4 separate regions of the Homo sapiens genome follow, and all the other regions are linked to region 4. Evidence: chromatin contacts called from ENCODE Hi-C or POLR2A ChIA-PET data. All regions are on one chromosome and are shown on one strand. Each heading gives the region's core, a stretch centred on a gene start or an enhancer-like site at or near the end of the contact. The rest is flanking DNA. Distances are from core to core; before and after follow the strand shown.

Region 1 (2,700 bases), core at 85-2,584, 5.5 Mb before region 4:
GGTGGCTGGAGGCTGCCGCGGCTGGGCGGGCTCCAAGCACCCGGGCCTCCGCGGGGGCTCGCACGCCCAGGTTCCTCTTCCGAGGCGCAGGATGCGGCGGGACCCAGGGCGGGGCGCACGGTCCCGTAGGATCCGAGTGACGGAGACAGGGCCGGGCTCCTTCCCCCGGGGCTGTTGCCACACTTCCTGCCTCTGCGCTCTTTCCCCAGCCTGTTTCTAAGGAAGGGAGTGGGGTTGGGCGACCGCGCCCCAGCCGTCGGGCTGGGTCCAGGCTCTAGGAGCCGACACGGTGTTGGGCAAAGCCCAGGGTCAATAGGGGAGGGTTTTAGGATGGGGGACAGAGAATACAGATGACTAAGAGGTTACCATCGAGGGGGAGCAGCAGTCGTGGAAGATCCAGCAGTCCTGGTGCGCGGGACCCTCAAGGCCCCCTCCTCACATGTCAACTGAGTACCCTCTTATTGTCTTCTCTGCTCCGAAGATGTGTCCGGCCCCTTCTAACTCTCTCCTTCATCCGGGCTAGCAGATGACCCCAGTGGTCCCCAATTTCTGGCAGACATGTCTCCATCTTCTACCTGGCATATTTTACCTGCCTCAGTGTACCCCAGGCCGCTTACTAGCTTTCTGCATATCTAGACTTCCCCTAATGCCTCCTTCCCGCTTACGGGAGAGCCTCAGACTCTGGACTCAGCTCCCATGAGCTCCTGGACCCCTACTCATTTCTTGCAATTTAATGGGTCATGCAGCTCCACCCACTCACCCCTTTTGATCTCTCCCCTCCTCCGTCCTGTGAAAATTCCAGTCCCGCATCCTTCTGAGCCCGGGACCCCCAGTCAATTCCTGGGTCAGGTGTCTCCTTAACCCTCCCGATTTACAGTGCTTAACCCTCATTTCTGCTTTTTGGGGTCTCCCAATGGATTGTCAGTCCTCCTACCCCTCTCGTATTCTGGGTACCTCAGGGGTTTCTTCGCACATACTGGGACCCTCACCCCACTTGCTGCGTACCAGGTCCTGGTATTTGTCCCAGTGGACTCCAGGGAAATCATCCTCCTCCCTGAAACCCCTCACTCATGTGCCTGGGCCCCCCAGCACCTCCTTCCATGCGTACCCCGAGGTCCTTTGAGCCCCTCCCCCTGCAGCCCCGCCGAGCCACCCGGCCCGTGGCCGCTGTTTACAAGGACACGCGCTTCCTGACAGTGACGCGAGCCGCCTCCTCCCCTTCCCCACGCTCGAGGAGGGGGGCGCGGGGGCCCGGCTCCGGCGACGGCCAATCGGAGCGCACTTCCGTGGCTGACTAGCGCGGTATAAAGGCGTGTGGCTCAGGCTGAGCGGCTGGGACCTTGAGAGCGGCCAGGCCAGCCTCGGAGCCAGCAGGGAGCTGGGAGCTGGGGGAAACGACGCCAGGAAAGCTATCGCGCCAGAGAGGGCGACGGGGGCTCGGGAAGCCTGACAGGGCTTTTGCGCACAGCTGCCGGCTGGCTGCTACCCGCCCGCGCCAGCCCCCGAGAACGCGCGACCAGGCACCCAGTCCGGTCACCGCAGCGGAGAGCTCGCCGCTCGCTGCAGCGAGGCCCGGAGCGGCCCCGCAGGGACCCTCCCCAGACCGCCTGGGCCGCCCGGATGTGCACTAAAATGGAACAGCCCTTCTACCACGACGACTCATACACAGCTACGGGATACGGCCGGGCCCCTGGTGGCCTCTCTCTACACGACTACAAACTCCTGAAACCGAGCCTGGCGGTCAACCTGGCCGACCCCTACCGGAGTCTCAAAGCGCCTGGGGCTCGCGGACCCGGCCCAGAGGGCGGCGGTGGCGGCAGCTACTTTTCTGGTCAGGGCTCGGACACCGGCGCGTCTCTCAAGCTCGCCTCTTCGGAGCTGGAACGCCTGATTGTCCCCAACAGCAACGGCGTGATCACGACGACGCCTACACCCCCGGGACAGTACTTTTACCCCCGCGGGGGTGGCAGCGGTGGAGGTGCAGGGGGCGCAGGGGGCGGCGTCACCGAGGAGCAGGAGGGCTTCGCCGACGGCTTTGTCAAAGCCCTGGACGATCTGCACAAGATGAACCACGTGACACCCCCCAACGTGTCCCTGGGCGCTACCGGGGGGCCCCCGGCTGGGCCCGGGGGCGTCTACGCCGGCCCGGAGCCACCTCCCGTTTACACCAACCTCAGCAGCTACTCCCCAGCCTCTGCGTCCTCGGGAGGCGCCGGGGCTGCCGTCGGGACCGGGAGCTCGTACCCGACGACCACCATCAGCTACCTCCCACACGCGCCGCCCTTCGCCGGTGGCCACCCGGCGCAGCTGGGCTTGGGCCGCGGCGCCTCCACCTTCAAGGAGGAACCGCAGACCGTGCCGGAGGCGCGCAGCCGGGACGCCACGCCGCCGGTGTCCCCCATCAACATGGAAGACCAAGAGCGCATCAAAGTGGAGCGCAAGCGGCTGCGGAACCGGCTGGCGGCCACCAAGTGCCGGAAGCGGAAGCTGGAGCGCATCGCGCGCCTGGAGGACAAGGTGAAGACGCTCAAGGCCGAGAACGCGGGGCTGTCGAGTACCGCCGGCCTCCTCCGGGAGCAGGTGGCCCAGCTCAAACAGAAGGTCATGACCCACGTCAGCAACGGCTGTCAGCTGCTGCTTGGGGTCAAGGGACACGCCTTCTGAACGTCCCCTGCCCCTTTACGGACACCCCCTCGCTTG
Region 2 (2,700 bases), core at 125-2,624, 5.1 Mb before region 4:
TATTCCTCTCCAAAAATGCTACGGCTGTTGGGCTGACCATATGGTCCTTCATTTCCTGGAGGTAAGGACAGCATTAGGGAGGAAAGACACTCAGGCTGGGCGCGGTGGCTCACGCCTGTAATCCTAGCACTTTGAGAGACCAAGCCGGGTGGATCACCTGAGGTCAGGAGTTCGAGACCAGCCTGATCAACATGGTGAAACCCCGTCTCTACTAAAAACACAAAACTTAGCCGGGTATCGTGGCAGGCACCTGTAGTCCCAGCTACTCAGGAGACTGAGACACAAGAATCGCTTGAGCCTGGGAGGCGGAGGTTGCAGTGAGCCGAGATTGCAACACTGTACTCCAGCCTGGGCGACAGAGCGAGGCTCTGTCTCAAAAAAAAAAAAAAAAAAGAAAGAAAGAAAGAAAAAAAAACACACTCAAACCTTCCCCCACTCCCCGCCTGCAGGACCTTTCCTGACCTGGACTGCCTCTCGCATCCGCTCCACGAACACCTTTCTCTCCTGCAGGTCCCCGGCTGGGAGCTTGAACTTGCCTGGGTTGGCTTCCACTATACGTGGGCTGAGAGTCAAGGGTCAAGGCCGGAGCCAGATATCATCCCCGTCCCTAGGGGTCCAGCCCTACCCGAAGGTGGGCTGCCACCGCAATGGGCTCTCCCATGCCACCCTCTGCCACAAAGCCCCAGGATATCGATGGTCTCTTCCAGGTCCTCGAGGTCCCACTCGATGCTGCGCAGGCCATTCCGCAGCTCATTGGTCGTCCAGTCCAGCTCCTCGCGTCCGACCGCCGCGCTTTCCTGCAGGAGCTCGCACCAGCGCTGGTACAGCCCGCGGGCCGTGTTCACCGCCTTCTGCACCTCGCTGCGGGCAGGGGCACGGCGGGCGCGGCTGGGGGCAGGCGGTCCTCCCGCCTGCCTCTGCCCCCGACTGCAAACCCAAACGCATGGGGGACTCCGGAGACCCCTATATACCCCTGCGTGCGCCTCCCACTCTGCACCCCGACGGCCTTGCCCAGCCCGCCGGGCACGCTGGGGCCGGCACCCGGGCACTGGCTGGCTTGGGTACAGAGCACCCTCCGCCCTCCCCCGTCGTTGTCACTCACCCTCGGACTACAAAAAAGGGGTCTTCGAGAGACATGTCAGTCCCTTCCCCCCCAGGCCGAACCCCCCTCCCGGCCTGGGTTCGCGGGCTGGTTCCCTCCCAACCGAGGAGAACGCGCCGCCACCCCCGCCCCCGTCACGCCACCATCGAGAGCCGGACCGCCAGGGGAGAAAGAGAAGCCTCGGAGGCCCGACGTGCGGACACTTCCGCCCTCTCCTCAGCCATCTTGGTTGTGGGCAGAGGCAGCTTCCGGTGCACATGCCCCCGCCCCTTAGCCCTCTCGTGCCGCACCGTAGGGGGCGGTGTCGGAGTTCTGTCTGGGCCTATTCGGGTCCGAGTTCGGAATTTCGGTTCAAGGCCCAGTTCCTCGGATTGTTCCTGCGCAACTTCAGTTTCCCTTCCAGGCACGGGCAATGTAAATAATGATAGCCTCCCTCATCTCTGGCGGCTGGGTATTATGGCTGGGGAAGGGGCTCATTCGATTCGTTGAAGCTTTTCATGGACTCCCTGAGCTGGCACCTGGGAGATCGTCCCATCCCAGGGTCCCGAGTGTCAGGTTTGGCTAGGGTCTGGGGGAGAGGTGGTCCTCCCTTCTCCCTGCGGGGGCGCGGTGAGGAGCGGGCCTGCTCCTCCGGGGAGTTCTGCCGCATTCTCCCAATCTCTTTCCTGAGAAGTGGCGGAGTTGGGGGCACTTCGAGGTCGCCTTGGGGCGAGGTGGTCGTGAGGGGGTCCCAGATATGCCAGCAGCGGGGGGAGGTCACCTTTGAGAAAGTGCGTGGAGGTGGGTTTCTTCAGAAGCGCGGAGTCTTTCTGGGTGCGAGCCTGGGGGTAGCGGGTGGTGGCTTTGAGGATGGTCTCCAGGGGGGCCCTCTGTGTGTGGGGTCTCCGTCTGGGTAGGGGCCAGGAATATCAGCGGAGGGACTCAGGGTCGTCCCTATGTGTGACAGTGGCGCTGTGTGTTGGGGAGCTTCGGGAAAGCACTTTTTTTGAGTGATAGGGGGCCTGGTCTCCCCTGGAGGGTGGGCGGGTTATCTGAGGGAGTCCTCGGAGGGTCGCCCCCTTGCGCGTCAGAGTTGCTGCGTGGGGTCTCAGAGATAGCGCCTGGGCTGGGGAAATCATTGTGGGGTCTCCGTGGTAAGGTTAGCGGGGTGGGGACGGCCTGCGTCTTCGGCAGGTCGTCGCAGTCTGGCACCATCGTTGAATGGGGACGAGTTTGGGAAGGGTATTTTAGGGGGGAATAACTTTTGAGTTCCCAGCGTGCGGGGGAAGGGCGGGACGGGAGGGTGTCCCAAGGCCTGAGAAGATCAGTGTGGGGCAGGGGTCAGGAATAACCTGGGAGGGGGCCTTGTATGGGGGAAATAATTGGGAAGAGGAGAGATGGGATGAAGGGGGCCTCAGCGGGTCGTCTCCTGTGTATGCAGGGTCGTTCTGCAGCGTCTCTGGGAGATGGCGTCCCTGGGAGCCCTCAGGTCGCCCCTACCCGCTGCGGGGTGCTTTCCTGGCGTCACGCCTTCCTGGCCCCTGGAGGGAAGGAAGTGAAACTCTCCTCTTCCCCCACCCGGCTGGAATGCGAGTCAGGAAGCCTGGGGCTCCAGCCTG
Region 3 (2,700 bases), core at 147-2,646, 5.3 Mb before region 4:
TGGGTTTACAGGCGTGAGCCACTGCGCCCGGCCACCATTTCTTTTTTTTTTTTTTAACCAGAGACCCTTGCCAAGTCATTCCCCCCACTCCACTTTATTTTCCTTTTCATTTTTTCCTTCCTCTCTTTTCTGAGTCACAACCATTAGCCAGGAAGCACCCCCTCCCCACCCTCTTTCCTGGATCCCCCTCATTCCCTCCTTCCATAGTCCACTCCCGCGCTCCCAGGTCCAGGGCTTATTTGCCCAGAGTTTGGAAAACCCCCAGCTCTCCTTCCTCCTTTCTACAGCGTGGGGGCAGGGTACTGGTGCCAGTCACGTGCCTCTGGCTTCTGAAGAAGACTCTAGACTGGGGTCGGGGGGTGGGTCCTGCCCATCTCCCTAGCATCTTATCGTCCCTACCATCTGTGTCTTTTTTCCCTCCCCAAACGGAACCCCCTGCCCTCTCGCCTGCCTATAGCCGTTTAATTGCAAAAGCCAGGCCGTTTGTGGGAGACCACAGACAGCGACCCCCTTCATTTACCGGTTGAGAGGAGGGTAAAGGGGCGGCTGCAATCTGGGTAATAACCCTATCCCCACTCCAGAAGTCACAGTCACATCGTTAAGCCTTCCTCCCCTCTTGTCCCAGGACAGCTTTAAAAACGTTAAAAGCATTTCTGCTGGGTAGCATCTGGCCAGGGTCGCCCCCTCTGTCTGCTCAGGAACGTCTGTCACTTCAGAGAGCTTAAGTGACTTGCCCCGGTCACACAGCAGCAGTCCGATAGGCTGCCAGGGCTCTAGGGGCAGAAGGAGGAGAGGGCTGGCATTCTTCCCACCGGCCCGCGTGACTGTAGCACCGGGGTGCAGCGAAGCCCCAAGGGCCCCAATCCGTGAGCTCTCTCCCATCCCAGGCAGGGGTGGGGGAGCAGCAGTGGGGTGCTGGTTCTCAAATGCAAGATAAGAGCTGGCTAAGAAAGCCTTGCCCAGCCCCTCCACCTAGAGGGAATGGGAGGGAGAGAAGCTGAGGGCAGGGTCCCGGTCCCGCGTGGAGACAGCTGCGCTCCCGCGGTTTCTTTAAACGCCCAGATGGGCAACGACGCGCGCGGACGAGGGCGGGGTTGGGTTCAGGTCTGGTCACATGACCTGGCCTGAGGTGCTCGCGGCCCCCACCCCACCAGTGGGCGTCCCCCCCACGCGTGGTCGACCATCATTGGTCGGTGGTGAGGCCAATAGAAATCGGCCATCTGGGAACCCAGCGTTCCGAGGCGCAGCCTAACATAGTGAACCGACGAAGGTCCAATGGAAAAAGACGGCCATGGGCATAGACCAATGACAAAGTGGCAGGGGCGGGCCCAAGGGCTGGGTCAGGTTGGTTTGAGAGGCGGGTGGGTATAAAAGTGCAAGGCGGGCGGCGGCGTCCGTCCGTACTGCAGAGCCGCTGCCGGAGGGTCGTTTTAAAGGGCCCGCGCGTTGCCGCCCCCTCGGCCCGCCATGCTGCTATCCGTGCCGCTGCTGCTCGGCCTCCTCGGCCTGGCCGTCGCCGAGCCTGCCGTCTACTTCAAGGAGCAGTTTCTGGACGGAGGTAACGCCTGGTCCCGCCTCGAGGCCGCCCCGACGACGCGGCCGGCCCCCGATCCTGGATCTGCGTTGTCGCCCGTAATTACCGTTTAGAGGTCCAACACGGTGGCCTCCCGGGACTAGAGCCGCGGGCGATTTCTCTTCTGCGTCCCTGGGGAGCGCGGAGGGCGTAGCGGCCTCCCGCGGCGGGAGTTAGGGTTAGCCCGAGGATCTCTGAAGGCACCCGACGTGTCAAACTAGAGGTTGGAATGGGGAGTGTCGGGGATCTCCTTTCCTGTCCCCAGCAGCTTGTGGCTCTCGGCAGATGTTTGGTGTGGGGGGGGATTAGCACAGCCGCTCTGACCTACCCCTCTAATCCCCCACTTAGACGGGTGGACTTCCCGCTGGATCGAATCCAAACACAAGTCAGATTTTGGCAAATTCGTTCTCAGTTCCGGCAAGTTCTACGGTGACGAGGAGAAAGATAAAGGTAAGAGCCTAGGAGTGGGTGCTCAGATCCGGGAGGACTTCCTGGCAGAAGTCCTTGTCTGTACACACACAGCCGGGACAGTCCCCTTGGAGGAGGACAGGTGGAGGAAGTGGGGGAGTCTTCTCTATTCTCTAAGTCGAGGGTCCTCGCGAGTCAAGGCCCAACGGTGACCTCACTACCGTCCCGTCTCAGGTTTGCAGACAAGCCAGGATGCACGCTTTTATGCTCTGTCGGCCAGTTTCGAGCCTTTCAGCAACAAAGGCCAGACGCTGGTGGTGCAGTTCACGGTGAAACATGAGCAGAACATCGACTGTGGGGGCGGCTATGTGAAGCTGTTTCCTAATAGTTTGGACCAGACAGACATGCACGGAGACTCAGAATACAACATCATGTTTGGTGAGGGCCTGCTTCCTGGTGCTGATCTCTGTCCCATTAGTTAGAGGGAGACCCAGACCCCATTGACTTTCTTAATAATGATTTTTTTTGGAAGGGGAGCTAAAAGAATAAGTCCCAGCAACAATTTATTGCATTATGATCGCAGATCTAGGCTGTTAATTTAATTTGCGTGTTTGTATATAGTTATTTCCCAATCTTACTAATGAGGATTTTGAGTTCTAGAGCACTGATTTTTTTTTTTTCTCCTTTAAACTTAAGGCTCCACCCACAGCCCATTCAGG
Region 4 (2,700 bases), core at 10-2,509:
AGTCCGGGGCGCCCACGACACCCCCCCGCGAGCCCGCCCCTTGGGGAGGGTGGCCGCGCATGCGCCCCGCGCGCGGACTCAGTACGCGGGCACCTGGTGCTGGGGCAGCAGCTGGCAGCCGCTGTTGACGTGGCTGAGGACTTTCTGCTTGAGCTGCGCCACCTGCTCGCGCAGCAGGCTCGCCGTGGACGCCAGCTCCGTGTTCTGACTCTTGAGGGTCTTCACTTTCTCTTCCAGGCGCGAGATGCGCTCCAGCTTGCGCTTGCGGCACTTGGAGGCGGCGATGCGGTTGCGCAGCCGCTTGCGCTCCGCCTTGATGCGCTCCTGCGTGTCCATGTCGATGGGCGACAACGGCGGGCTCTCGCCGAAGCTCGGCACGTCGGGCACCGTCTGTGGCTCGTCCTTGAGCGCAGCCAGGCGCGGCGGCCCCAACGCGCCTGGGGGTGGCGGCGGCGGGAAGGGCACAGGTTCGGCAGCGAAGGCGACCGTCGCGGCGCCCCCCGCGCCCCCGGCGCCGCCCGCGTAGCTGCTCAGGTTCGCGTAGACAGGCGCTTCGGGCGCGGCCGCCGCCGGGGCCAGCTCGCCGGGGGGCGCGGAGCCCGTGGCCGTGCCCGAGGGCCCCCCGGCGGCGGCGGCGGCGGCGGCAGCGGCCGCGCCCGCGCCGAGCTGGTTCTGCTTGTGTAAATCCTCCAGGGCCTTGACGAAGCCCTCGGCGAACTCCTGCTCCTCGCTGGCCGCCACCTTGGGGTAGAGGAACTGTGAGCTCGTCGGCGTGGTGGTGACCAGCCCGTTGGACTGGATGATGAGGCGCTCGAGCTCGGGGGAGGCCAGCTTCAGCAGCCCCAGGTCGGGAGAGGCGAGCAGGCCGTCGGGGGGTGCCGCGCTGGGGGCGCCGTCGGCGCGCAGGGGGGTAGGAGGCGGCGCGGCCGCAGGCTTGAGCGCTGCCGCCACCTGCTCACTCAGGCTCAGCGTCAGCGCGTCCTTCTTCATCATGCTGCCGGCCGCGGCCGTCGGGGGCGCCCCGGGGAACAAGCGGCCCGGGGACGCGAAGCTGCCGCCGCTGCCACTGGCGCCGCCGCCCAGGCCGCTCAGCGCCTCATCGCCGTAGAAGGGTGTTTCCATCCTCCGCCTCCCCCGCCGCGCCGGCCCGGGGGGGAGTGGCCGCGGCCTCCCGGGGGGCCCGCGCCCCCCCGTCCGCTCGGCCCTGCGCCCGCCCCGGCCGCGGCCGCAGCGCCCGGCCCTCCACTGGCGGCGGCTCCTGCGCCGCGCCACTTGTGCGCCCTCTTATAGCCTCGGCTCGGCGCGATGAGCTCACCGCCCCCGTTCGCCATTGGGTGCGGGTGACGTCGCTCATTTGCATGGAGGGGCGGGGCCAAGCCGCCGACGCCCGCCCGGCCGCCGTTGCCCCGGCGACGCGCGGTAAACGCCACAACAGCGCGCTGCCTTGTGGGTTGACGTCATGGGGGCGGCCGCGCGCCCGGGCCGGGTCACCCCGCCCCGGGACCGCTGTGTACGACCGATCTCCCCGGCGCCGCCTCCGCCAAGGCACGTCCCGGGTGGCGTGATGGGCCCGGGCCACCAGGCGCCCGCCCGCCCCGAGGCCCCGCCCCGTGTCCGCGCGTGGGGCCCCGGCCGGGCGGGGGCGGGGGCGGGGGCGGTGCCGGCCTCCGGGGACTGGAGGGGGATGGGGTCCCGCATGGCTAAATAACTCCTTGGCGCCTCCTGCTCTGCTGTGCCGCCAGGGCCTCCCCTAGCGCGCCTTCTGGAGAGGCTTTGTGCGGATACGGGGCTGGAGGCCTGGTGGGGCTGTGTCCGGGGGCTCGCCGGGGGTGTGGGGAGGTCTGCGTTCCTCACCCTCCCTCCTTCCTTCCCTCCCTCCCTCCACCCCGCGTGTGATTGCTCAGGAAGAGACGGGAGGGGAGAGGAGGGTCGCCAGAAGTTGCTGAAAGCGCTTGGATCCTGATCATTTTCACTGAGTGCGTTCTAGAACCAGGAGTCCTACTTCCTGCCTTTACAGATGGGAAACTGGGCTCAGAGAGGTGGAGTGACCATCCCCCGAGAGTTAGCTAGGAGTCACAGCAGGGCCCGGGCTGTGACTAGGCCTGAGCTCTTGTCCACCCTTAGAACCCTAGAACCTGGGAGTCCAGGCCCCTGCGCAGCCCCTTCCTTCCGCCGCCCACGTTTTAACCCCAGGTCTGCCAGGGCTGTGATGTCCTGGGCGAGGGTGCCCAACTCCAGGGGCTGGGCTGATGAGGCAGGAATGCCGGGTATAATTATTACATGCTTGTTACCACTATCATGGCTGTTAGGGCTTAATGAGCCACTATTAAGACTGGCTGGGAAGGGGGTGTGAGGGAGGAGAGATGGACCCACCCCACCAATACTCACAAGGGATCCTTAGGACATCTGGATCTGACCTACAGCCTCTGCATGCACCCCTCCAGCTCCCCACCTCTGTCTGAATGGAGCCCACACCCTCCTTTCCCTGACCTCCTTCCCCTCACTCTCTCTGATCCTTGGCCTCCCAGTTGCAGGACTAATCGTACCTCTGGGCCTTTGCACGTGCTATGCTCTCTGCTTGGTACTCCCTTCCCCCAGTGCAAAGATGTGTCTTCAGGAAGTGCCCCACCCTCAGACTTTACTCCTTTATTGTAGCCTCTGAATCTGCCAGAATGATGGAGTGGACCATAGTCCCTGAAG

The links. Hi-C counts contacts between places; a loop is a spot of excess contacts on that map. ChIA-PET counts read pairs that join two places held with the same protein, here RNA polymerase II (POLR2A). Pooled maps may share reads with other maps.
Region 1: a loop to region 4 is called in a map of CD8-positive, alpha-beta T cell, with 9 times the contacts of the local background. The contact joins the promoter of JUNB here to the promoter of JUND in region 4. A Hi-C loop is called at or near these places in 3 of 168 maps with a recorded cell type or tissue (CD8-positive, alpha-beta T cell and naive thymus-derived CD4-positive, alpha-beta T cell) and 13 of 50 pooled maps. POLR2A ChIA-PET finds 5 or more read pairs at or near these places in 1 of 52 experiments (BJ).
Region 2: a loop to region 4 is called in a pooled map, with 15 times the contacts of the local background. The contact joins the promoter of IER2 here to the promoter of JUND in region 4. A Hi-C loop is called at or near these places in 2 of 37 single-sample maps with no recorded cell type and 9 of 50 pooled maps. POLR2A ChIA-PET finds 5 or more read pairs at or near these places in 1 of 52 experiments (activated B cell).
Region 3: a pooled map shows a loop between it and region 4 (9-fold over the local background). The contact joins the promoter of CALR here to the promoter of JUND in region 4. A Hi-C loop is called at or near these places in 1 of 168 maps with a recorded cell type or tissue (ovary) and 4 of 50 pooled maps. POLR2A ChIA-PET finds 5 or more read pairs at or near these places in 1 of 52 experiments (activated B cell).

The regions. Positions count from the first base shown.
Region 1 is chr19:12,790,152-12,792,851 of GRCh38, forward strand. JUNB (JunB proto-oncogene, AP-1 transcription factor subunit) reads left to right here and starts at 1,335. Exons shown (of 1, transcript NM_002229.3): 1 at 1,335-2,700. The coding sequence starts at 1,621. The coding sequence ends at 2,664. It also overlaps a transcript of HOOK2 not described here. RefSeq lists silencers at 1-213, 1,074-1,653, 2,024-2,133, cis regulatory regions at 1-200, 1,040-1,594 and enhancers at 1-397, 698-1,309.
Region 2 is chr19:13,149,037-13,151,736 of GRCh38, forward strand. IER2 (immediate early response 2) reads left to right here and starts at 1,375. Exons shown (of 2, transcript NM_004907.3): 1 at 1,375-1,516. It overlaps STX10 (syntaxin 10), which reads right to left and starts at 1,339. Exons shown (of 8, transcript NM_003765.3): 1 at 1,103-1,339; 2 at 692-861; 3 at 463-557; 4 at 1-55. The coding sequence starts at 1,137. RefSeq lists silencers at 850-899, 940-1,099, 2,650-2,700 and enhancers at 1,220-1,419, 1,440-1,509.
Region 3 is chr19:12,937,213-12,939,912 of GRCh38, forward strand. CALR (calreticulin) reads left to right here and starts at 1,397. Exons shown (of 9, transcript NM_004343.4): 1 at 1,397-1,558; 2 at 1,922-2,023; 3 at 2,216-2,419. The coding sequence starts at 1,468. RefSeq lists enhancers at 839-948, 1,019-1,068, 1,695-2,444, 1,739-1,788, 2,681-2,700 and a cis regulatory region at 999-1,637.
Region 4 is chr19:18,280,363-18,283,062 of GRCh38, forward strand. JUND (JunD proto-oncogene, AP-1 transcription factor subunit) reads right to left here and starts at 1,260. Exons shown (of 1, transcript NM_005354.6): 1 at 1-1,260. The coding sequence starts at 1,122. The coding sequence ends at 79. MIR3188 (microRNA 3188) reads left to right here and starts at 1,715; the gene lies at 1,715-1,799. LOC124904652 (a long non-coding RNA gene) reads left to right here and starts at 1,730. Exons shown (of 2, transcript XR_007067154.1): 1 at 1,730-2,700. RefSeq lists silencers at 1-158, 739-1,738 and an enhancer at 394-1,245.